Regions from separate parts of the Mus musculus genome. Here region 2 is linked to region 1. Evidence: chromatin loops called from intact Hi-C (ENCODE). Cell type or tissue: gastrocnemius. All regions are shown on one strand. Links, peaks and the distances in the headings refer to the core of each region. The heading gives the core; the rest is flanking DNA. Region 1 holds the start of Nutm1 (NUT midline carcinoma, family member 1). Region 2 overlaps Slc12a6 (solute carrier family 12, member 6).

What was found. Peaks named below come from ENCODE experiments on the same cell type or tissue, not always from the same donor. Only the 100,000 strongest peaks of a DNase experiment are listed, where the experiment ranks them.
Region 2: a loop joins it to region 1, with 1.9 times the contacts of the local background. A loop is called at or near these places in 5 of 42 quality-filtered maps.

Annotation. Positions count from the first base shown.
Region 1 is chr2:112,256,590-112,267,902 of GRCm38, forward strand. It overlaps Nutm1 (NUT midline carcinoma, family member 1), which reads right to left and starts at 2,702. Exons shown (of 7, transcript NM_172521.2): 1 at 2,577-2,702. The coding sequence starts at 2,592. It overlaps Nop10 (NOP10 ribonucleoprotein), which reads left to right and starts at 5,337. Exons shown (of 2, transcript NM_025403.4): 1 at 5,337-5,488; 2 at 5,724-6,309. The coding sequence starts at 5,435. The coding sequence ends at 5,864. It overlaps Slc12a6 (solute carrier family 12, member 6), which reads left to right and starts at 9,725. Exons shown (of 25, transcript NM_133649.2): 1 at 9,725-10,503. The coding sequence starts at 10,233. In gastrocnemius, for the core only: CTCF peaks have their summits at 3,179, 5,268 (motif pointing left), 6,379 (motif pointing right) and 9,008; DNase peaks (open chromatin) are centred at 5,323, 5,794, 9,003, 9,221 and 1 more place; H3K4me3 peaks cover 3,154 bases; H3K27ac peaks cover 3,061 bases.
Region 2 is chr2:112,308,561-112,319,873 of GRCm38, forward strand. Slc12a6 (solute carrier family 12, member 6) reads left to right here. Exons shown (of 25, transcript NM_133649.2): 2 at 7,681-7,725. Among named protein-coding and RNA genes, the nearest start is that of Gm39908, 38 kb to the right of the region's middle. In gastrocnemius, for the core only: no CTCF peak of the experiment used is centred there; no DNase peak of the experiment used is centred there; H3K27ac peaks cover 1,004 bases.

The DNA.
Region 1 (11,313 bases), core at 2,200-10,199:
AAGCTCAAGCCGCCATCCCTGCCGCTAAGAACATCTCTCAAAACAGTCCTGAAGACCTCCCCTGCCAGCTCCATAGGCAGATGAAGAAGATGTGAAATAAGATTGATGCCTGTTCTGCAGGAAAAGCAGTCTGCAAGCACGCTGAGTGCAGGGAAAAGTCCAGGCTCTTGAGAAGCGTTCATGGGACTCTTGAGAAAAAGGCAGTTTCACAAACACTGGTCCACCCCACTCCTCCTCTTCCTATGCCTCTTGTTCCTAATAATCTCAAATAACAGAAGATGCAGTTTGTGAGCAGGCTCAATGACTCTAGGACTCATAAGCTCATTTCTCCAAAAGTCGTCCCACTCAGCATACACGGACATCTACTAACCCTACCCACTCCACAAGACAGGGAAGCCACCGGATCCCAACCGCTCTAGGGCTCCTGTCTCTAGCCACACAAGCACAATTCCCAGGACAGAATACAGCAGCCTAGATTCTGGGTTCCCAGAAACTTCATTATAAGTGAGGGGAGGGCCATGGAGGGAGGGAGGGAAGTTTCCTGTGCTTTCAGTTGACAAGTATGACAAGGTGAAATTTGGCAGCACACGGGGGCTGGAGAGATGGCTCAGCAGTTAGAGCACTGATTACTCTTCCAGAGTTCAATTCCCAGCAACCACATTGTGGCTCACAACCATCTGTAATGGTGCCCTCTTCTGGTGTGTCTGAAGAGAGCAGTGGTGGTGTATTCACATACATTAAATAAATAAATAAATAAATCTTAAAAAAAAAAAAAAGACAGTACAGACTATCTATGGTTCTGCTGCTTAATAGTAGAAGTTTAGGGCTCACAAAGAACAAAACATTGGACTGAATCTAAGAAAGAAAGAAATCTAGAACACAGTTCCTGTCAGGGACCAGTTCTGTGGATGCTGGTCAGGTAGAGGGGCTATAAATGTGCTTCCTTAAAAAGGGCCTGCCTGCATCCTGCATGACTTTAATGGTACAGACAGAGCCCACTTGGTCTGATTTCATGCAACACTTCTCCCTTTTTTCTTAAAAAAAAAAAAAATATATATATATATATATATATAAATAATTCCACTGACTAAGCAGTACCCTCAGATTCCACTTCCTGGCCATAAAGGAGACATGAAATAGGAACAACCTAATGTTCACACTCATCTGAACCATACACCACAGGGCTAGCTTTATACCACCAAGTTCTGCACGCAGTGAAAATGTTCCTAAGGTCTGAGCTCCACAATAGGGAGAAAAACTGAGTATCTCACCGTTGCTAAGATGGCCTATCCCCTCCAGCCTGAAAACCAAGAAAGATCGCCCCTAATCAAATTAAAAACAAACAAACAAACAAACAAAAACAAATCCATTTACTTAAAAGATAAATGCAGGTTTATACAACCACTCTGAAGGACAATCACAAGTTCAAAGCCAGCCTGGGTTACAGAGGGAGTTCAAGGGCAGCCTGAGACCTTGCCACAAACTAAAAGGTGAAATGGGAGGTGCAGATTTGACTCACAGCATGCTGGCCTAGCAGATGCAAGGCCCCAGATTCAGTTTCAATAAACAAATATTCACACACACACACACACACACACACACACACACACACAGAGAGAGAGAGAGAGAGAGAGAGAGAGAGAGAGAGAGAGAGAGAGAACGTATGAACACACATGCTCAGAAATGGAAGTCTATGGAAGTATCCTATCCAAAACACTAACTAGACAGAAACTTGACCTTAGACTTCCCAAATTCCAGATAGATGCATGATAAATTACAATGAAAGAAAAAAGAAAGCAAGAGAAGCCTGCTGCCTGAACTGACAAGTAGCCACCTCTGTTAGAAGGAACCATCAGGCCCTGGGAACAAGCAATTTTACAAAATCTCTAGCCCCGTTCACTGGCTCATAAGTGAATAACCCCACTGAGTTTTAGCTTTCTGAGCAAGGCTAATGGACCTGGCCCCATCCCACTTCTCCATCCTTCAGCCTACTTTTCCTGGAAAGATCAAGAGAGTTGACCCTGACTTCACATGAAGTCTAGAGTGGGTCAGAAGACACAGATCATGGCTCTTCTCCTGAAACCCTGATGACGCCCCTTATACTAACACATAAGCCTCTGTTTCCACCACAAGCATGCTAAAGTTCCCTCTTCCTGGAATCAAACTGGGTAACTGGTATCCAGTCCCAATATTCAGTGTATTACTTCAGATGGACTTTGTTTCATTTCCAAGGATGTACCTTCCCATTCTTTTTTGTTTGTTTGTTTGTTTTGTTTTGTTTTTTCGAGGCAGGGTTTCTCTGTGTAGCCCTGGCTGTCCTGGAACTCACTTTGTAGACCAGGCTGGCCTCGAACTCAGAAATCCGCCTGCCTCTGCCTCCCGAGTGCTGGGATTAAAGACGTGCGCCACCACGTCCGGCTGCACCTCCCCATTCTTAATGGTAAAAATCTATTTCCCTGGGCTCCCTGGTGCCTCAGATCCCCATGGATTATCCTAAATGATTTGTCCCTAGGTAAAGTGGCAAATTTGATACCTCAGGTGGCAGATACTCCACACTCCACTACCCCTAGTCTTACTTCCATCTGATGCCATAATCCGAGGTTTAGGTACTCCAACAGTGACAGTCTGGAAGGCTCCAGAATGAAACACTTGAGTCTAGGATCCAGGCAATAACCCAGCTCCAACAGATGATATCTAAGGAAGGGAGGCTAAAGACTGGGTCAGAACAGAATTAGAATCTTGGACTCAGGCATTCTGTAGTGGGGGAGGGGAAAGGATATTGTGTAGTGAGAATGAGGAGATTTCACTCTGTGGGTTTTTGTAAGCAAGCAAAAATTAGAAAGTCCCTCCGTGAATTTGATACCATGATTGTTGGGTGTCCTCTTTTAGGACAGTTTGAACATTGTCTCCCAGATTCTCAACATTACACTGTAGTTTTCACTGTTGGCTTCTTATTCTATTCTTCAACAATACATCTAATCCCGAGCTCCGCCCTTTGCCCAGTTCTGCAGCTGGATTACTATTAACAACAGACCCTTGGGTGGACCTCGGGCTTGTTTCAATGATGACTCTACTTCCCGAGCCAAAGTCTGAGTGCACAGTGAGGATTAAAAACAAAAACCAAAACTAAACGCTTGGCACTGAAGTGTCTCAGATGATGCAGTGTTCAACTGCTGTGGGCTGAGCGCCACCTTCCTGCAAAGCCAACACACACTTGTAATCCTAGGACCCAGGAGGTAAGTTTGAGAAAAGCCTGGGCTACAAAGTGGGACTAACTCTGAAAAAAAAAAAAAAAAACTCTCTGTAATACCCAAACAGTTCCGTCACAACACTCCCGAAATTCCTGGAAGCCACGGCCCTTTTTTCTCCCCATTTGCTGAAAGATTTTACTAAATTAAAAAAGATTTTAATTAATTGATTATTGATTTTTGAGACAGGAGCTCACTCTTTAGCCCTAGCTGGCTAGGAACTCAACAAAGATCTGCCTGCCTCTACCTCCTGAGAACTGGTATTAAAGACCTTCACCTTCAGCTGGGTGCATGCCTGGTGCTCACAGAAGCCAGAAGAGGGAGTCAGAGCCTCTAGAACTGGAGTTAGAACCAGTTATGAGTTGGTGCTGGCACCTGAAGATGGGTCCTCTGTAACAGAGTCGAGCATTCTTAACCACTGAGTCACATCTCCAGTTCCTTTTGGATTTTTGAGACAATCTGGCTATGTAGTCTTGGCTGAAATCTAAGACTCTCTGACCTTAGCCCCTTGAGTGCACAACCCCTGCCTTAAAATTACCATAAAGTTTTTTCATTAAATTACTTTTTAAATTTTAAATTAATATTTTAGTATGACTCAAAAGTCAGATTAAGAAAAGTTTTGAGGGGGAGTCCAAGGGAGTTAAGAAAGGGAGATGGGAGGGTGAAAAGGACTAAAATTCTGTCTGTGTGTGTGTGTGTGTGTGTGTGTGTGTGTTAAAAGTCGACAACAATAACATCAAAACCTAGACAAAACGAACAAAAATCCAGGCTATGTAAAAAAAAAAAAACCCTACATCAGCAAACACTCTTCCCTTTCATTCCCTGTACCAAGACCTCCATGCCAGAAGATACCAATATTAACTGTTTGTTGTATATTCCCACCCCCGCAAAATCTCGAACACCCACGCCCCCCCACACCCCCCCCACACAAAAACACGAACACTCGCGAACACATCCACCCACCCACCACGCTTTTGTTTGTTTGTTTCTCGGTTTAAAAAAGGGTTTCACTGTTTAGAATACTGTCCAGGTAGGCCTTGGACCTAGGATGTTAGAAATCCTTCCGTTTCAGCCTCTGGACTTCTGGGGTTACAAGCACGGGTTAAGCTCCCGGGTTTTTTTAATGTATCTCATGAAAACGGCAGTCGAACTGTCTATAGTCACTACTTAAAAAAAAAAAAAAAAACTTTACGATTTTTCTGGCTACAAGTTTAGTATGCTACTATATTTTTGCCACTATAAGTAGTGCTGCAATGATCATTTTGCAATATCTTGGTTTTAGTTTTTAATTCTTTTTTTTTTTTTTTTTCTTTTTGAGACAGGGTTTCTCTGTATAGCCCTGGCTGTCCTGGAACTCACTCTGTAGACCAGGCTGGCCTCGAACTCAGAAATCCTCCTGCCTCCGCCTCCCGAGTGCTGGGATTAAAGGCGTGCGCCACCTTAAACTAGAATCTTATGAGACTTTTCAGTCTTTTAAAAACTGGAAATACCCCGAGAAGGCGTACCTTACTTGCTATTATCTGCTACTCACCATATAAGAAAGAGCTGAACTTGTGGTCAGGTCCCGAGTTTGAATCTTGGTTCGATCCCTAAAACAAAATCCACCGGTTCACAAGAAAACCTTTCCGTTCTGTTCGCTTTGCATAATATCGAATACCCATCATGCACTCTTTGCCGCCAATACTCTGAAATTGGGCGGGAAACCGGATGTAAAAAGTAGGGTTCAAAAAAAAAAATCTTAACTTCTTCCCTAGGATATAGGAGGTTGAGAATCCTTGAGTCCTTGTTTCTCCAGGAATTCGAAAAGTGGTGCCTCTGAAATGGGTGTGCAATTTGAAATTAAAGATAGGACTGATATCAACAGTGAATGATGCATCAACATTCAACCCACATCCATCCCTACTTCCTAATCCCTGGCAAGTGGCTGGCACACAGTGGGCAGTTCCATGGATCTTAATAACTTTGCAAGGTTGCTGCTAGCTGGAACCCAAGGCCAAGCAAGACTTGCTCTACTATGCCCCCTTCTGGTCACATGGATATGACTGGAGAAATGGACTACATTTCCCAGGATGCCTTGGAGAGACTTCCGTCCAATCTGGAAGGTTGTTGGCGCACGCGATTGAAGCGGCGCACTCGGAGTAAACGCGGCTGGCGGTAGTACGTGTGTCTTTTTGCTGAGGGCAGTTATGTTTCTCCAATATTACCTCAACGAGCAGGGCGATCGCGTTTATACGCTGAAGGTAAGGGGAGGAGGAAACAGCTATATATCAAAAGGACGAGAAATTTAGATGGGAGGAACAGTTGGAACCGGCCTGCGCAGCCCACTGAGTGGAGCCATGTCGGAGCCAAAACGTGGTAGATAGGCAGTGGCTTCTTTTTCTGACCACGCGATCTCCTGGCCTCAGGTCACCCATTTTCTTGTTTCTTTCTATCACACCACTCATATTGAGATATTTTTTATTTTTCCTTGAGCAGAAATTTGACCCTATGGGACAACAGACTTGCTCCGCCCATCCTGCTCGGTTCTCCCCAGATGACAAATATTCAAGACACCGAATCACCATCAAGAAACGCTTCAAGGTGCTCATGACCCAGCAACCGCGTCCTGTCCTCTGAGGGCTCGTTAATCTTTTACGCTGCTCATGCCTCGGCCTATTATCAGCAACCAAACGCGTCAATCTGTAAGCCTTGAAGCCTTCCCATGCTGTTTGGAATCCTATCTCACTCACCACGTGAATGAGTCTATACTGATGGGCCTCGCCTGTAAAAGGAACAATATTTTTCTTTCTTTTTTTCATGCCAGGTTATTAAAGATATAGTGAACTGAAAGTTCATTTTGTGTGTTGTTGGAGGAAGAGATGGGGGAAGGGTAGTACCGTTGGTAGTACAAGGCCACTTGAGAACATTCGTAAGCCCTCATTGTAGCAATAGAACTGTGTGCCATCGACGATAGGGTGTTGGGGGGAAAAAGGCTGTGAAAGACTCCTACAAAGGTCAGCATTCCCTGGAAAACTACTGTCTAATTGTGGGCCCTTTAAAAAATATTCTGAATTCCTCAAAGAGTAAAAAAAAATGTATGTGTGTTTTAGTATTTTACCGACATGTGTCTATGCCTATATGTGCCAGTAACCATCAAGACCAGAAGAGGGAGTCAGATCCCTGGTGACTAGAGACTGATAGCTAGTCTTTCTGTGACTGCAGGGGATAGACACAGGTCCTCTGGGAAGCACCCCTCTCTCCAGTCCTACCACTACATTTTGAGTTCTGAGATAACAAGTATGCCCAACCCTGGAAGTTTTCTTTTTCTCTCTTTAGACAGAGTCTCTATGTAGAGCTGGCTGCCCTGGACCTCAGGTCTAACTGCCTCTGCCTTTGAACACTATCTTAAAGGTGTGCGCCAGCCTGTGGATGTTTCTTTACCAAGCCAGTGAAATCTGTCTGGTAGGAGATATGTCTTCTTGGTTTTTTTCAGTATTGGATACAATTAATTCTGTCCTTCGATTGCAAAAATAAAACATTAGCATTGTTAGCATTACTTCTATGCCACGAGCTGTGCATACCAAAATAAAGACTTCAACCTGGAGGTAGTACTAGTCACCATGGAGAAAAGGAAACGTGTGACTCTAGCAATGACTTAGACAATCCCCTGGATACACATGGCTTTAGGGAGCTTGATTATGTGTTTGGGGGCAAGAGGAAGAGCTGTCAGAGTGAGCTAGGTAGTGCATATAAATACATGCAAAAAGACTGGCATGTGTCAGAGAGCAGAAATTGCGCAAAATGTCATTGTAAAGTCTGTGAAGTTTGAATGGCCATCAAGGCTGCCTTAGAAAGTAGATTCCTGAGGAGATGGGCTTCTTTTCTTCAAGAACAGTTGTAAGGTTTTTGGTTTGGTTTGGTGTGGGTTTTGGTTTTTCAAGACACAGTACATTTGTAAGGTTTTTGTTTGGTTTGGGTTTTGGTTTTGGTTTTGGTTTTTCGAGACAGGGTTTGTATAGCCCTGGCTGCCCTGGAACTCACTCTGTAGATCAGGCTGACCTCGAACTCAGAAATCTGCCTGCCTCTGCCTCCCAAGTGCTGGGACTAAAGGTGTGCATCACCACTGCCCAGCCATTAGCTAGCTATAGGCTATATTTAAAAATCCAGGCTGTGCATGGTAGCTGATGTCTAATTCTGTCATAGAATGAGGTAGAAGGATCCCTATGAGTTCCAAGCCAGCCTAGGCTATGTAGTTAGTCCTTGTATCAGAAAACTAAAGGGAGCTGAGGGTGTACATAACATAGTAGGTCCAGTGACTTTCTAACATGCACATAGCTTTACAGAAGACTGGGTTTAGTGACCCCATAATTCCAGCACTTGGGAAGTAAAGGCAGGTCAGAAGTTGAAAGTCATCCTCTGCCGGGCAGTGGTGGCGCACACCTTTAGTCCCAGCACTTGGGAGGCAGAGGCAGGTGGATTTCTGAGTTCGAGGCCAGCCTGGTCTACAGAGTGAGTTCCAGGACAGCCAGGGCTATACAGAGAAACCCTGTCTGGAAAAAAAACAAAAGAAAAAAGAAAGTCATCCTCGGCTATATAGTTTGAGGACATCCTGTGCAACATGAACTCATGTTTCACTTTCTCTAAAGAGCAAAAGAGGTATTTTGGCAGCAAAGGTGCTTCACCCACAAGCCTGCAGATCTGGGTTCAGATCCTGGGACCTATAATCAGAAGGACTCATGTATTTGTACACTCAAAATAAATAAGTGTACCAGTTTTCTAACCCTGCCCCCACCCTCACTGATGAGGATAGAATCAAGGGCTTTGGATATGTCAAATACTCAAAGATCTAATACAATTTTACATTTTAACGGGTTTCGTTTTATTTCCAAGCTATCAAACTCGACTGGAAATTGCCATTTGGTCAAAGTGAATTTCCAAGCCCTGGAATTAAGATGGTTTTGATTCATTTTTTTTTTAAACTATAAATCTTTTATGTGTATTTAAGTGCAGTGCCAGCATGGGTCTTATCACCTAGACCTGGAGTTACAGGGCCATGAGAACTGGGAACGGAATTAGGGTTTCCTTCAGAGCAGTAAACGCTGTTAACCACTGAGGGTCTAGCCTCCTGCTCCATTATTAAGTCCACTGATTTGCAACTAGGAGGAAAGGAAAGGTCTCAGGAAAGGCTCCAGTGAGTTTCTGCATTTTGATCAAACTTTCAGAGCGTTTTCAAGTAAAACATGGTTGAACTGAAAGTTATTAAAACACCTTGACGAATTAAATAAACATTCTAGTGTTAATAAAGTGGGTCAAATCCTGGAAATGTTGCAGAGCAGATATCCCAATGTCTTCTCCATGTCTGTATAAGTTCTCTTTAATGGAAATTTAAGCCTGGCTTGCAGTTTCAAAAGGATATGAACAAGAAAGGGGAAAGTAGCCCATAATGATGAACAAGATACAGGTGTCTTAGAAAAGACAACTGAATTTTTACAGAGGTCACATCTAAGGTAACTAGATACCGTAATGGGAGGTTTGGGTGCCATAGAGTTAAGGTTTCCAGAGAGCTTTTAGAGATGACCCTTGCGGTTCGCGGGTCAGTGTTCACTGAGTGCCTCTAAGCAGCATACTGAGTACGTGGAGCACAGGTGAGGAAAAAGCAGCTCGCCACACGCGTTCAGACCCTAGGGCGGACTACAGTTCCCGTCGTGCTCCACGTGAGAGTCGCCGGTCCGCGCAGGCGTGGTGCCCTCTGTCTCCCGCGCTGCATGCTCCGGGCGGGGCTGCTGTTGCCCGGCCGCAGGACGGCGCCGCCCTCTAGCTCCCCAGACTTCTCCGGACGGTTAACCTCGAATGAGGAACGAGAGGGGCGGAAAGGGGAGGGCTGCGGCGGCGCGGGCACAGCCCGCCGCGCCCGGGGCGGGGGGCGGCGAGGTCACGTAACGGCCTCGGGCGTCTGCCGGGGAGGGGGCCTCCTGCGCGCCGCGGCTCCGGAACGGTTAGCGGCTAGTAAACAACAGCTGCGCGCGCACCCGCATCAGCTGGCGCGGGCTCCCGCACCTGCGACCTCCTCCGTAGCCGGGACCAGCCTGCCTGGCCGTCTTCTCCCTCCGCCGAGACCCAAGGAAAGCCGGCGAGAGGCTAACGGGCCCCGGGAGGAAAGCGCGTCCTGTCACACGCAGTGCAAACACGGCGAGCGGTCGTGGGCTTGAGGGACTCGCCACGACCTGCCACGACCCTGCAGTGGGAGCTGCCCTGATCCGCTAGCCGCCGCCTCCAGCTCCTTTGCCAGGACGAGACCTCTGGGAGGCAGGAATCCACTCTGCTTCGGCATCCTCTCGTGGCTCTCCTCTTTCTCCTTCCTGTAGTGTGGGGGTATTTTCCCGTTATGCATGCGCATCTCTCCCACCAGACCCAAGTGGATTATCGACCTCAAAAACATCGGGTGGCTCAGCACACACCTCCTCCCAGCCAGACCTGTGGGGTATTCACCTGATACACAACAGGTGGCTGGTGCACACCTTTGCGCAATCTGATCCACGCTCTTATACGCCTGATAAGGGTGGGCCTGCATGCTCCGTCCTCAGCTAGAACCGTGGGACACTCGGCAGATAAAGGACTAACTACCTCATCCGGACCCTGGGGGTTGAGCAGAGGGAGGCGTCACCAGCTGCTGTGAGATCATGGCACGGAGCCCTCAGCCCTGGACCAGGGGAGATAGCTAGGATTCTGAAAGAACCAAGTTATACAGGATTAGCATCGTTTTGTTCTTATTTTGTTTTCTCGAAAATTATTTTTCAGTTACTGGTGGGGCACTTTATAAAACAGCTGGCTTGAATTCTATACACGGATTCTTAATTGGGCCTTTGTGGGCTGTAAATCAGGGTAATTGAGGGTTTTTGGTTTTTTTTCCCCTTCTATTTTTGCAATCAGAAGTAGCTAGTGTAGGAGGAAGAGTTTTTGTGAGCTTTTCCTTTTTTCTTTGTCAAAAAGGAAAGGGGGGGGAAAATGCATCCACCAGAAGCCACCACCAAGATGTCCTCAGTTCGGTTCATGGTGACACCAACTAAGATTGATGACATTCCAGGTTTGTCAGACACCAGCCCGGACCTCAGCTCTCGGTCTAGTTCTCGAGTAAGATTTAGCTCCCGAGAAAGTGTGCCAGAAACAAGCCGTAGTGAGCCTATGAGCGAACTGTCTGGGGCTACTACTTCTCTGGCAACTGTTGCCCTAGATCCTTCCAGTGACCGGACTTCTAATCCCCAGGATGTTACGGAGGGTAAGTAGAGACTCAGAGAGCCGGGTGTTTCAACCCTTGGGTTGTCCATGTTGGCTAACTACCCTAATTTTATAATCATAAATTAAGGCCCACGTTTCTGTGATGCTTACGAGTGTGGGAATAATAGCGACAGTTAGTAGGTCACTGCAGTAGTCTTTTTGGCGTGGGAAAGTAGCTGGCAAGAGGGCAAGGAAATGTCTATTTTGGTTTCCTTATTTCTGTCTTATTTCTAATTAAAATGACTATTTTTAAAAAATTAAATCTTTTACAACACACAAAAAAAGTTCTAAACTAAAATTTTAATGGGCTGGATATGCGCTTTCTAGAGAGCTTTGGGGCTTTGACTCCTAAGTCAGCGTTTAAGGCAGGTTGTTACATCTTGTGTCTTACTGGATTCTTTTGCAGATTCAGTTGGGTGTCATAAAATTATTTTTTGAAATTTATGTTTTTATAGAGTATTTAAAGTAACTGAATTCACTCAAGGAAGTGGTACTCTCTTGAAAGAATGGAACTTTCGAGAGGGACTTCTCGTGCATGATTCCCACATAATTTCCCTGCTGAGCTTTAGATAACTATTTTGTATATTGTATATTGAGTTTTGTAGTCAGAACCTATAGAAGCCACTTCTGTTCGTATTAACCACTTTCCAGACTTGACCTTGAGCTGACGAGCCTGACTTGAATTAGAAGTTTTCCTTTGATTTAGTGGGAAGAGGTGATGCAAGGAGGAAAGTTACTTTTTCCAGACTCAGTTAAAAAACTTGAGAACTGCCACTTAGTTTTATGCCTCATTCGGACCAGCATAAGTCTT
Region 2 (11,313 bases), core at 1,842-9,841, 52 kb after region 1:
TGCATTGTGACATAGTGTAACACAAATCTGCATTCTGACAGTTATTTGTTTTTGTCTTTGGGATATACATTCTTATTATGTGTAGCCCGGGCTTCTTCAACCTTGAGATTCTCCGCCTTCACATTTAGGATTATAGGAATATAATCTACCAAGCCTAGCTCATGGTTTTTAAAATGTACAGTTCAGTTGTATTAAGTATCTTCTCATTGTTCTACCAAAGAGCTTCAGAACGCTTACATTGTGTGACTCATCGTACAAATCTCCACTTTTTTTCCCTCCCAGCTCTTAGTAACCATCCTTCCTGGTTCTGAGTTTGACTACTTTGGAGTTTCAGACAAGTAGAGTCATATGGTACTTGGCTCTGTTCCTGTGTGACTGAGTTATTCCATTAGCATGTTCTCAAAGATTCATCTGTCCTGTAGTTTGTGGCCAAATTACCTTCCTTTTAAACTGTACATATATACTACATTTAGTTTACCCATTCAGCAATGGACATTTGAATGACTTCTCATTAAATGAATTCTTAATATATTTACTAGCTGCTGGGAAACCTCACAGCTAACCAGAGATCCAGGCCACTGATCTGTCATCACAAAGACTCTCCTACATAGCTGTCTTGGGAAACGACTAAAAGCTGACCTCTTGAGCTAGGTTACTTGTCCTGTCCCAGTCTTCTGTGGCGCTCGTACCCAGCTCTGACTGCTGCTTGTCATCTTGGCTACTTTCCAACCTTACTCAGGATGCCGTTTTCTTTTCCGGGATCATCTTAGCTTTCTAACTGTGCTTCCTGTACCTCCTCCTCATCGTGCAGTCTGTTCTTGATAGCAGCTGCAGTGATCCTGTGGAGATAGCAAGCCTTCCAGTGACTTCCTATTGTACTCAGAGTAACTCAGAAGTCCAGACTGTGCCCTAGAAGGCCTCGTGTGACCCATGCTTTCTTCACTGCCTGCATTCGTCTCTTAGACCATGTTCCATTGCTCCCTGTTTATGCTGCTGATAGCCTGGTTTACTCGTTCACTGAACAGGACAGCTCGGACCTTGGTTCTGAGTATTTCCTCTTTCTGCACAGTTCTTTTCTTTTCCTTCCTTCCTTTCTTTCTATTTTTTCCAGAATATGGTGTCAAATCCCCTGGAACTAGAGTGATAGGCAACTGTGAGCCTATTGGGGTACTACTGTCTGAACCAAGGTTCTTTTCAAGAGCTGTAAGCCCTCTCAACAGGGACATCCATCGAGCCCCTTATTTCTGTTCTTACTCCCTTTACAATCCAACCATCAGCATGCCTTTTAAACAGTTAACCAGGCGTGTTGTGTGGCTGTGTAAAACCTCCCAGTAGACCTTGTTCAACGTAAAAGTGACAATCATTGTCTTGTCTTCAGGACCTTGAGTATAACTGCTATCTACCTGTTTCCTGACCCTTTTAACCACTGTGCTACTCATTACACTTCAGCACATCACAAGTTCCCAAGAGTACCAAGCTGACTCCCATTTGATACTGCCTTTCCTCATCCATCCCCCTGCTCCAAGCAGTCATTTTCAAGATTGTCATGCTTACCTTCTTTTTATAGAGACCTTTATTTTTTTAAGGTTTTATTTTTATTATTTTAATTATGTTTCTTATTCTACGTCCCTTGGCCAGTTAGTCACCCTATGTTAGTCTACTGCAGAAAGAAGCGTCTCCGATGAAAGCTGAGAAATACATTGATCTATGGGTATAATCATAAGTCATTAGGAATGGGTTTAACACTTTGTCCATTTGGCAGAATAATAGTAGTAGCTTCTATGACCTATTGTCTGACTAGCCACATGGTCTTGGTTCAATAATGGTGTCAACTGTAGGTTTCATTTTGGGGAGCAGCCTTAGAGTCAGCCAGAAAGTGGTTGGTTCCTCCCATGATGTCCAGGTCACTACTGTATCAGTGGGTGCTTCCTGTCAGACCCATCATTATTGTAACTGGCAGGATTCATTTCTGGGTATGATTGATGGTTTCTTTTGTCTCTTCTGGTAGCATGCATAGTGTTTTTTAGCACTGTGAAAACTAGAGGGATGAAGCTTCCACCATCTTGATTTCCCCGTATCCTATGACTCAAATACTGCTTCACTCATCAAGTTCTGAAGGGTTAGCCAAAAGCAGTGACAGTAGCCTATAATGTTTGTTGGGGAAGTCTCCAGGACTTTACTGGCTGCAGTCCCAAAAAAAGTAACTCATTCCTGAGACTTAAGCTTATATTTGTCCCAGTTACAGGGTAACTCCATTTTAACTCTGTTAATATATGTATCCACAGGTATCTTAGAAGCTTATACAGCAGTAGCTTCCCGTGTGACCTTTCCAATGTTGCTATCCCTTCCCTGCTCCCTCTCCTACCCTCTTCTTTCCTGTCCTTCTCTCGCTCTCTCTCCCTCCCTGTTCCACAATTTCTTTCTGCCTTTCTGTACCAGGTCTTTTCTTAATGATTGCCTCCTCAGAAAGGTTTGCTCAGTTAACTCAGTTAACTCCTTAGCTAACATTTACAAACTCAAATTATGGTTTTTATTTTTCAGGGCTGATGATTGAAGTAAAGTTATTTTAATTGTTAATTTTCTTTTTCTTATCTCTGAGTATCTTCATGAGGACAGGAACTTTATCTTTTCAAAGGTAGGCAAGTGGCAAATGCTAAAGCAAAGTTCTTACAGGAAGTGAGAAATTCCAGTGACATAAATGACAAGAAAACAAAATATCTTTGTTGCTGATAGGGGAAAGGGTTTACTGGTCTGGAGAGATGAAAAGCTAAGAGAGAAAAGGATGGCGTGGAAGAAAACCTTGAAGTGAGCAGAGGTTGTTTGAGCTGTTTAAGGAAAGAAGCTGTCCGCATATCATAAAAGTACCCGGTAAAGCATCAGCCTCTGATGTAGAAGCAAGAAGGACAGAAGAGCTAGAGAAGATGACTGCAGACAGGGGTCACGCAAAACAGATGCACGGTGTACACAGCGCAGCACAGCGCAGCACAGCCCTCGACAGGAGGAAGGTCCCAACAGGGGCTTCTTTAACTAGAAAGGAAACTTATCTCTGGCATCAGAGGTCAGTGTTGCCCTTTTGGGAGCTAATGTATCTAGGGACGGGACTAAGTTGAAACTGGTGCTTAATTGCCATTCCAAAAGTCCTCTGGCCCTTAAAAGTTAAGCTAAGTATATCCTGCTTATTTATATTCTGTAACTGAAGCTTAAACCTGAATGGCAATGTATTTGTTTTGACTTAGTCTACTGAGTATTTTCAGCCACTGTTGACCTACTCCTAAAGGGGGAAGAACAGATTCCATTCAAACTACCAATTTGTTGTTGTTGTTGTTTTTGAGACAGGGTTTCTCTGTGTAACCCTGGCTGTCCTGGAACTCACTCTGCCTCCCAAATGCTGGGATTAAAAACATGCGCCACCCTGTCCCAGCTCAAACTACCAATTATGTTCCTGATCACCTAAGAAGTCTGATGAAGATGGGCAAGATTAAAATAGTTTTCATGGCCTGTTTAACATGATACCTGTCCTGTGGATCAAAGAATAAATTAGGCTTTCATGTATCCTTAAGACATGCATTTCTTAGCATGGAACCTGTTACATAAAGTAATTCCTCTGAGACTACTGAACAAAGTAATTAGAAACTGTTCTGGTAGGGACTCAACTTTGAGAACATTTATGGCCTATGGGGGAATCAGTGCATCATCACTAACAGGAGCTGGAAGTAGTTGGATCCTGACCTCATGTTTGAGGTTTGAAGCTTAAGTGAGAAAATAGCCAGATATGGAAGTGGCAGAGAGCAAGGATTCGAAGCAGAGTCAGAGACCATGTCTATTTGACAAAACTTAAATAAGGAATTGCTTTCTTGTTTTGTTTTGTTTTTCGAGACAGGGTTTCTCTGTATAGGCCTGGCTGTCCTGGAACTCACTCTGTAGACCAGGCTGGCCTCAGACTCAGAAATCCGCCTGCCTCTGCCTCCCGAGTGCTGGGATTAAAGGTGTGCACCACCACGCCCGGCTAAGGAATTGCTTTCCTATGGATGAGCAAAGAGTGGTTTCTTAAACCTACTCATGGAGAAGACGGTTTGAGCATTGCTGGAATGATTCCTATTTCAGAATATCCTCCAGTGTTGGTGGAGCAGTGGTAAGATATCTGTTATAGTAGCGCTTTCAGAGTGGCTAAGCTCTAGAAGCAGCTTACATATCTGTTAGCAAATGAGGATAAGGAAAGTGTGGTGTTATATAATACACAATGGACTTTTATGTAGTCATAGGAAAGAACTGAATTATGTTATTTGCAGGAAAATGGATGTAAGCAGACATCATGCTAAGCAGATTAAGACAGAAAGTCTAGGCTCTCTCCTATATGTGGGACTTTGACTTTTTTTTTTTAAAGACATGAACGTAAAAAGTGGAATACTAGGGAAGAGATAAAGGGCCATAGCAGGGTAAAGGATGAACTTTGGTCATATGGGAAAATGAATAGAAGACACGTATGTGATGCATTAACAAAACACATGGTTTTGTACATTGAATAAACACTGCTGAAAGGAATGAAAAGGAGAGCCCTGGCAGTGTTGGAAAGGATTCACTAATTTGAACATTCTACAAAGTAAGTGGCTACTAAGTGAGACCATGTTTCCCCAAGACCAAACAAAGGAAATGCTGTCAAACAGCATCTCATGCCCCAGAGGCATTTTTGTGCAAAGAATTAACCCTCACAGATTTCATATTTAAAAGTTGCCATCCCATCATAGGGCTCCCAATGGAGGAGCTAGAGAAAGTAGCCAAGGAGCTAAAGGGATCTGCAACCCTATAGGTGGAACAACATTATGAGCTAACCAGTACCCCGGAGCTCTTGACTCTAGCTGCATATATATCAAAAGATGGCCTAGTCGGCCATCACTGGAAAGAGAGGCCCATTGGACTTGCAAACTTTATATGCCCCAGTACAGGGGAATACCAGGGCCAAAAAGGGGGAGTGGGTGGGCAGGGGAGTGGGGGTGGGTGGATATGGGGGACTTTTGGTATAGCATTGGAAATGTAAATGAGTTAAATACCTAATAAAAAATGGAAAAAAAAAAAAAAAGTTGCCATCCCCATCCACGAAACCTTAAGTATGTACTCTGCTAAATGGCAGCCATCAACACTGAGGCAGGACCTTCCACCAGTGACGAGACTGTAGCTCATGAAAGGCTCAGATGATCTTGAGCATTCTCTAGCAATAGAGTATTTTGAAATTGAGGTCTCTATATTGCTTAAACAATATAATGTGACTGCACACTTCATAGAAACTACAGCATATTATAAATACAGGTTGTGTGAGCACCAGGGAACCAAAAACTACAAATTATATGACTTAGCACTGTGGTCTGGAACCAACTTCATGATATTTCTGTTCTCAGTTGTGAATGTTATTAGGTAAAGAATTTCTCAACAGAACAATAAAAATAATTATTTTATGGGCAATAGTAAAATATCTATAATAAGCCCCACCCACAAACATTTTTCTCTCTGCTCCTGAAGGTGTGTGACAGATGAATCCGTTTTTAGATTTCTAAATTTTTTCATATAATATATTTTGATCCTATTCTCTCCTCTCCCCCACGTTCTCCCAGATCTTCTCTAGCTCCCTACCCATCCATGTCATTTCTACCTCACTCCTCCCATCCCTTCCTCTCTCAAAAACAAACAGAAAAGAAAAACCATCAAAAAATAAAAAGTGCAAAACCAAAAGAGCTCACAAAACAAAGCAAAACGAAACATGGGATCTGATTCGTGCTGAGCCTAAGGCCTGCCCAGGAGTTCAGCTGATGACTCCATTGGAAAAAGCTCGGATTTCCTTCTCCTGGCATGTGTCAGTTACAAATAGCTTCTTGGTTGGGGGGCACTTTGTGCACACTTCACCTTCACAGCACTGAAATTTTGTTTGGCTGAATTTGTGCAGGCCTTGTGCTTTTATTCAGATGAAAAGATGCATTTTTTTAGAAGCTAAAGAAACCCTTGTTAATGTGTTGGCTCAATTTCTCTTTTCCAAAATCAAATCAAGGAAGAAAATTCTGAAAAATACAACTAAAATATTAATCATTTAAAACTTAATTGTGGAAATAAGGTCATAATAACATTATGTCTGTCTTGCTGAACATTGTATACTGACAGGGATACTGTAATACATATAAGAAACCAGAGTTTGTTAAGAGCTCCTTTTTATTCCTTCTGTCTTGGAGCTCTTTTTTATTATTGCTTACTGAAGTAGTGGAGGTCAAACCCACTCTACCACTTGCTATGTCCTACCCCTGGGGTCTTTCCTTTAAAGTGGTATGTTTAATTACATATGACATATATATGAAGCATGGTGAATATTATTTTCACTTTGTGTAAAATATTAGTAACATTTAAAATAAAATATTTACCACTGCCCCCCCCAAAAAAAGAGAAAGAACCAAAACACTGCTACTTTTGTATAGCTTCTTGCTGACAGAAAATTTAAAACTTCAATTAGAAATTAGTAAAACTCATTCTTCACACACCCGTGGTTTAAATTTATTTTCATTCCTTCAGATACTTGCATGGAAGCCAGATGCAGTTCACAGCATCTCAAGAGACTTAGTTTTTTAGGAAAGTAGAGCTTAGGGCCGTTTCCATATTTAGCCCTTAATGCTTTTCAAGACCTTAAAATAAGCTAGTGGTTGATGTTAAGTGGTGGTTGTCGGTCCCTCCTGCATTAGGCATTTGGCTTGTTGTCGCCACTTTCAGATTATTGATGAAACAGTTTTTTTTATCAAAGCTGCTTAGTCACTAGATCTTCAGGTCATAGGATTCTGGTAGTAATCCGTGCCTTTGAGTTGCTGCAGAAAATGTAACTCATGTCACAGGTCCTGAAAGGTTAGACTTCTGCTTTATGAACTACTGCAGCCTGGTCGCATCTGCATAATGATTTTTTATTTACTGTTTATTGTGGTAATATATATAGGACACAAAGTTTCTTGCTTTAGTCAGTTTTCACGTGTATATTTCTTGGCAGTTATTACCTGCCCTTACTCCTAAATTTCCTGAATTTCATATCATCCAAACTTTAGCAATAATACCCATCCTTCCTTCAGCCAGTCCCGTTAGCACTCATCTTTCTGTCTATAACTTCGCATGTGACCAATATTCTGCATAAATGTAATTCGATAATAGGTGTTCTTTGTCTGCCTTTTTCTATTAGCATACTGTGTTTGGGTTTCATCTGTGTTTTACAGAGCGTGGTCAGAATTCCATTCTTTTTATGGGGATAATGCTGCAGCCTATAGGACACCACACTTCATTGACTCCTCCATCTGCCGGAGGACAGCTGGGACGGCTTTTGCCTTTTACTTTTATGAATAATGCCACTGGAAACTTGGTTACATGTATCTATCTGAGTCCCCACTTTCAAGCGGTTTGGGGGATAGATGTGAAATTTTTGGGTCATATAACTCAGTAATTCAGTATTTAATGTATAGAAGAACATGATCATTGTTTTACAGTAGTTTTGTTCTTTTTTTTTTTTTTTTACTCTTTTGTTAATGTTCATTTATTTATTTATTTATTTATTTATTTTACGTTTTTGCTTGTCACCTTGTTTGACTTTTGTTGCTTGAGTTTTAAATAAATGTTTGTTTTGGTCATTCATTTTTTTCCTATCCTTTTCAATTGTTTGTTTTTCAGACCCGAGTCAGAACTCCATCACAGGGGAGCACAGCCAGCTGTTAGGTATAGTATTGCTCTGGGAAGTATCTCTGTAAAGTCTCCCTCTTTGTCCCTGAAGACATTACCTACTTCCCTCCATTGCTATTTTGATTCTTTCACTTTGCTCTTCACTCCTCAAGCTTCTCACTGTTTATTTACAATTTGGTAAGATATATGAAGCTACTTTTGTAATTAATTATTAAAATCAGTAGTCAGTACAATTTTTAATTATATTTTAAAAGGTAACTTTACATAATCTGTAGCTAAAAAAAAAAAATCTTACCTTCTTGTTCCAGGATAGTATTGAAAAGAAGACATTATCTTCCACACATTTGCTGTGGTAGGTTTGCCCACAAACACATCATATGTACGTAAAAATTATTTAAAAGTTAGATTAAAGTGGGCAAGAGATAGTTAATCCAGTAATGGCACTTGGCCTGAAAGCCTGGTGACCCAAGTTTGGTCCCCAGGACCCTTGCACATGGGAAGGAGAGAACCAACTCCACAAAGTGTTCCCTAACCTCCACACTGGCACGGTGGCACGGTGGCGTGGTGGCACATGCACACACACCCTGTTAGGAACATGTACAATAACAATTAAGATCACAATATCATGGTCTATACAGATATTCTTCTCGTTTATTATGTTGGTGTTTAATCACATTTTAATTGCTGGAAGCTGTTGAGTTTCTGTGAGATGCTCACCAGGTAAAGCACTTCCCTGATAGCCTGAGTTTGGGTCCTCGGATCCACATAGTAGAAGGAGAGAGCCGACTCTCTCGGGTTTCTCTGACCTTCACAGCACAGTGCAGTGTGTGTGCATGCACCCACCATCACACAGAAAAATAAGATACAATAATAATGTAATTACTGAAAGCCTTCCTAGACAACATGCCTTTAATAACCCATAAAATTGATAGTCCAGTTTCTTACCTATGAAACAAGTTATGGAGATGAATTGATTTCCTCTAGGTATTATTTATTGTAGGGAAATTGTAATTTGACATGAATTTTATAAGCTCTCAAAACTTGTAGATTTCAAAACATATCCTTACAACTTGGACTCCTTTCTAGAAACACTGCAATGAGGAACCCAAGCAACACAAAAGATCAGTATTAAAAAAGCAAATTCTTTAAAGGGTCTCTTGTCCCCAACACCTCCCCTCTACTTCCCCAAGTACTTAATTTTGACTACTTATTAGGAGTTCTAGAAAAAGTTATTTATAAATGTTCATGTCCTGTATTATGTTTCCCTTAATGCCAATGGCATTGGGTCATTGGAATGGCCTTTTGTCGTTTATGTTTCCTCGTGGTATCTCCTCTCAGTACGTAGGGATCTCTCCATCCTTTATGTAGAGTGCAGTGGGACTTGGTTGTCACTGCAGCTTTACTCAGCCATTTCCCCTCTTCATGAGCATTTAGGTTTTTTCTAGAACACTGATTTAAAAAAAATTATGTTGAGGGACCTGGGTTCAATTCCAAGCATATGGCAGCTTACAACCATTTATAACTGCACTTCCAGGGAATCCAATGTCTTCTTCTGGCCTATATAAGCACCGTGTGCATGTGGCACATGAACAAACATGCAAACAAAATACTCATACCCATACAATATTTTCAAAAGAAATTATGTTGCCATGAGTATCTTATACTTGAATCTGTGCAGTCACAGCTGTCAGTACATTTGTATGCAAATTTTCTCAGTGGATTTATACATTTTCAACAAGATAAATCACCATAAACTCCCACCAATCTGGGTATGAGGAACGTTTGCCACTCTGTTATCAAAAACTGATGTTCTTTTTAAAGTTTTAATATTTACTTATTTAATGTAGGGAATGACATGCATGGCATTGCATGTGTGTGGAGGTCAGAGGACACCTTTCAGGCATTGGTTCTCTCCTACCATATGTGTTGTGCACATTGAACTCAAATTGTCAGGCTTGGCAGCAACTGACTTTACCTGCTGAGCCAGCTATCCAGTCCAAACTGATACTATTAATCTATATTTTTTATATTTACTAACAGAATGTCATTTCTAGTTTGTATTATACTTCTTTAGTTATGAGTGAGAATAAGAAATGTATGGTATGTTAATAATTAATGTTGTATGTAGTGTGCATGTCTAGGTTTGTACACTGGCATGTGCTATCAGAAAGTCCACAGGAGGGGAGGAACTTGATATGACTTGTTTGCTTACAGAAAAAGCTCCAGAGTATTGAAGAAACTGGGCATGCGTACTCGTTCTCTTTCTGTCTATCTGTCTCATGGTAGCACATTCCTGTAATCCCAACATGTGGGAAACTCAAGACAACAAGGCCAGCCTGGGCTACATTAGACTCTGTCTCAATCTTTCTTTTCTCCCCTAAATTATGAAATTGCCAAGATAAGCTCAAAAGTCTGAGACTACTTTGTTATCTGACCAGGAATATTTGTGCAGTGGAGGCAGGGCAAGGGTAAGAATTTATACAGTTCACAAATTACCAAACAGCATTGAACTAGACAAAGACTGTATTTTGTAATATTTTTTATAATTGCCCCTCCTTTCAGGACTGGGGATGTAATTCAGTGATACAGTATTAATTGGCAAAAACACCCTGGGCTCAACCCCAGCACCTCCAAAGTTAAACCCCCAACACCACTAACGGGCCCCCCGGGTCTTTCTAAGAGGCTCCTATGTGTAGGCTCACCTGCAGGAAACACTGGCTCAACTGTCTTGCTTGCTGAATTCACTTTATAATAACATCTTTCAGACTTTGCCTGCCAAATGGGATTGAAAACAGCATCTTCAGGCTGCTAAGTGCTGCTCCTGCCAACAGGCCGCAGTTATTTTACTGTTGTATTTACTGTTCCCACTGACTCATCAGCTCTCGTGCAAAACTCAGGGTCAGGCTGAGGTGACGGATGGGAGGTGAACTTTCTTCTGGGATAATGTATCCAAGTCTGTACTTAACAGTTTGCGAACTGTTCCCAACCTGTGTATGTGTATAATTTTCTATTTAAAAAATTTTGGAAAGCAAGCAGGCAAACATCAGTGAGTCGTGGCAGATTTTCTTAAAAATGAGAGGATGAAAACATCCAGGTTTGCACAATCTTCTTTCATAGTATAGGAAGCCAAATAAATACTTCAATAAATTTGAGTCTTTCATAGGCTTGATACCAATACGTAATAGTGGTAAGATGAGGAAAGCATTGCCCAGCCTAAACACAGTATCTGTAATCCGAATCACACAGTGTTTTTATTTTAATTTAAATATAAAATTTTATCACTATTTTGAGAATGTCATGCACGCATGCAGTGTATTTTGATTATATTCACCCTGCTCCTCTCGTGGACTCCTCCTCCCAGATCCGACCTCTTTCCCTACTTGCTCCAAAGTTTCTGTCTGATTTTTGGGTTGGTTTTGGTTTTGGTTTGGTTTTGTTTATTTTACAGCCCACTGAGTTTAGTTTATGATGCTCACATACTCATGGATATTGAGCCATCCAGTGGAGTGTGGGTGTATTAGTCAGGGTTCTCTAGAGTCACAGAACTTATGGATAGTCTCTAGATAATAAAGGAATTTATTGATGACTTACAGTCGGCAGCTCAATTCCCAACAATCGTTCAGT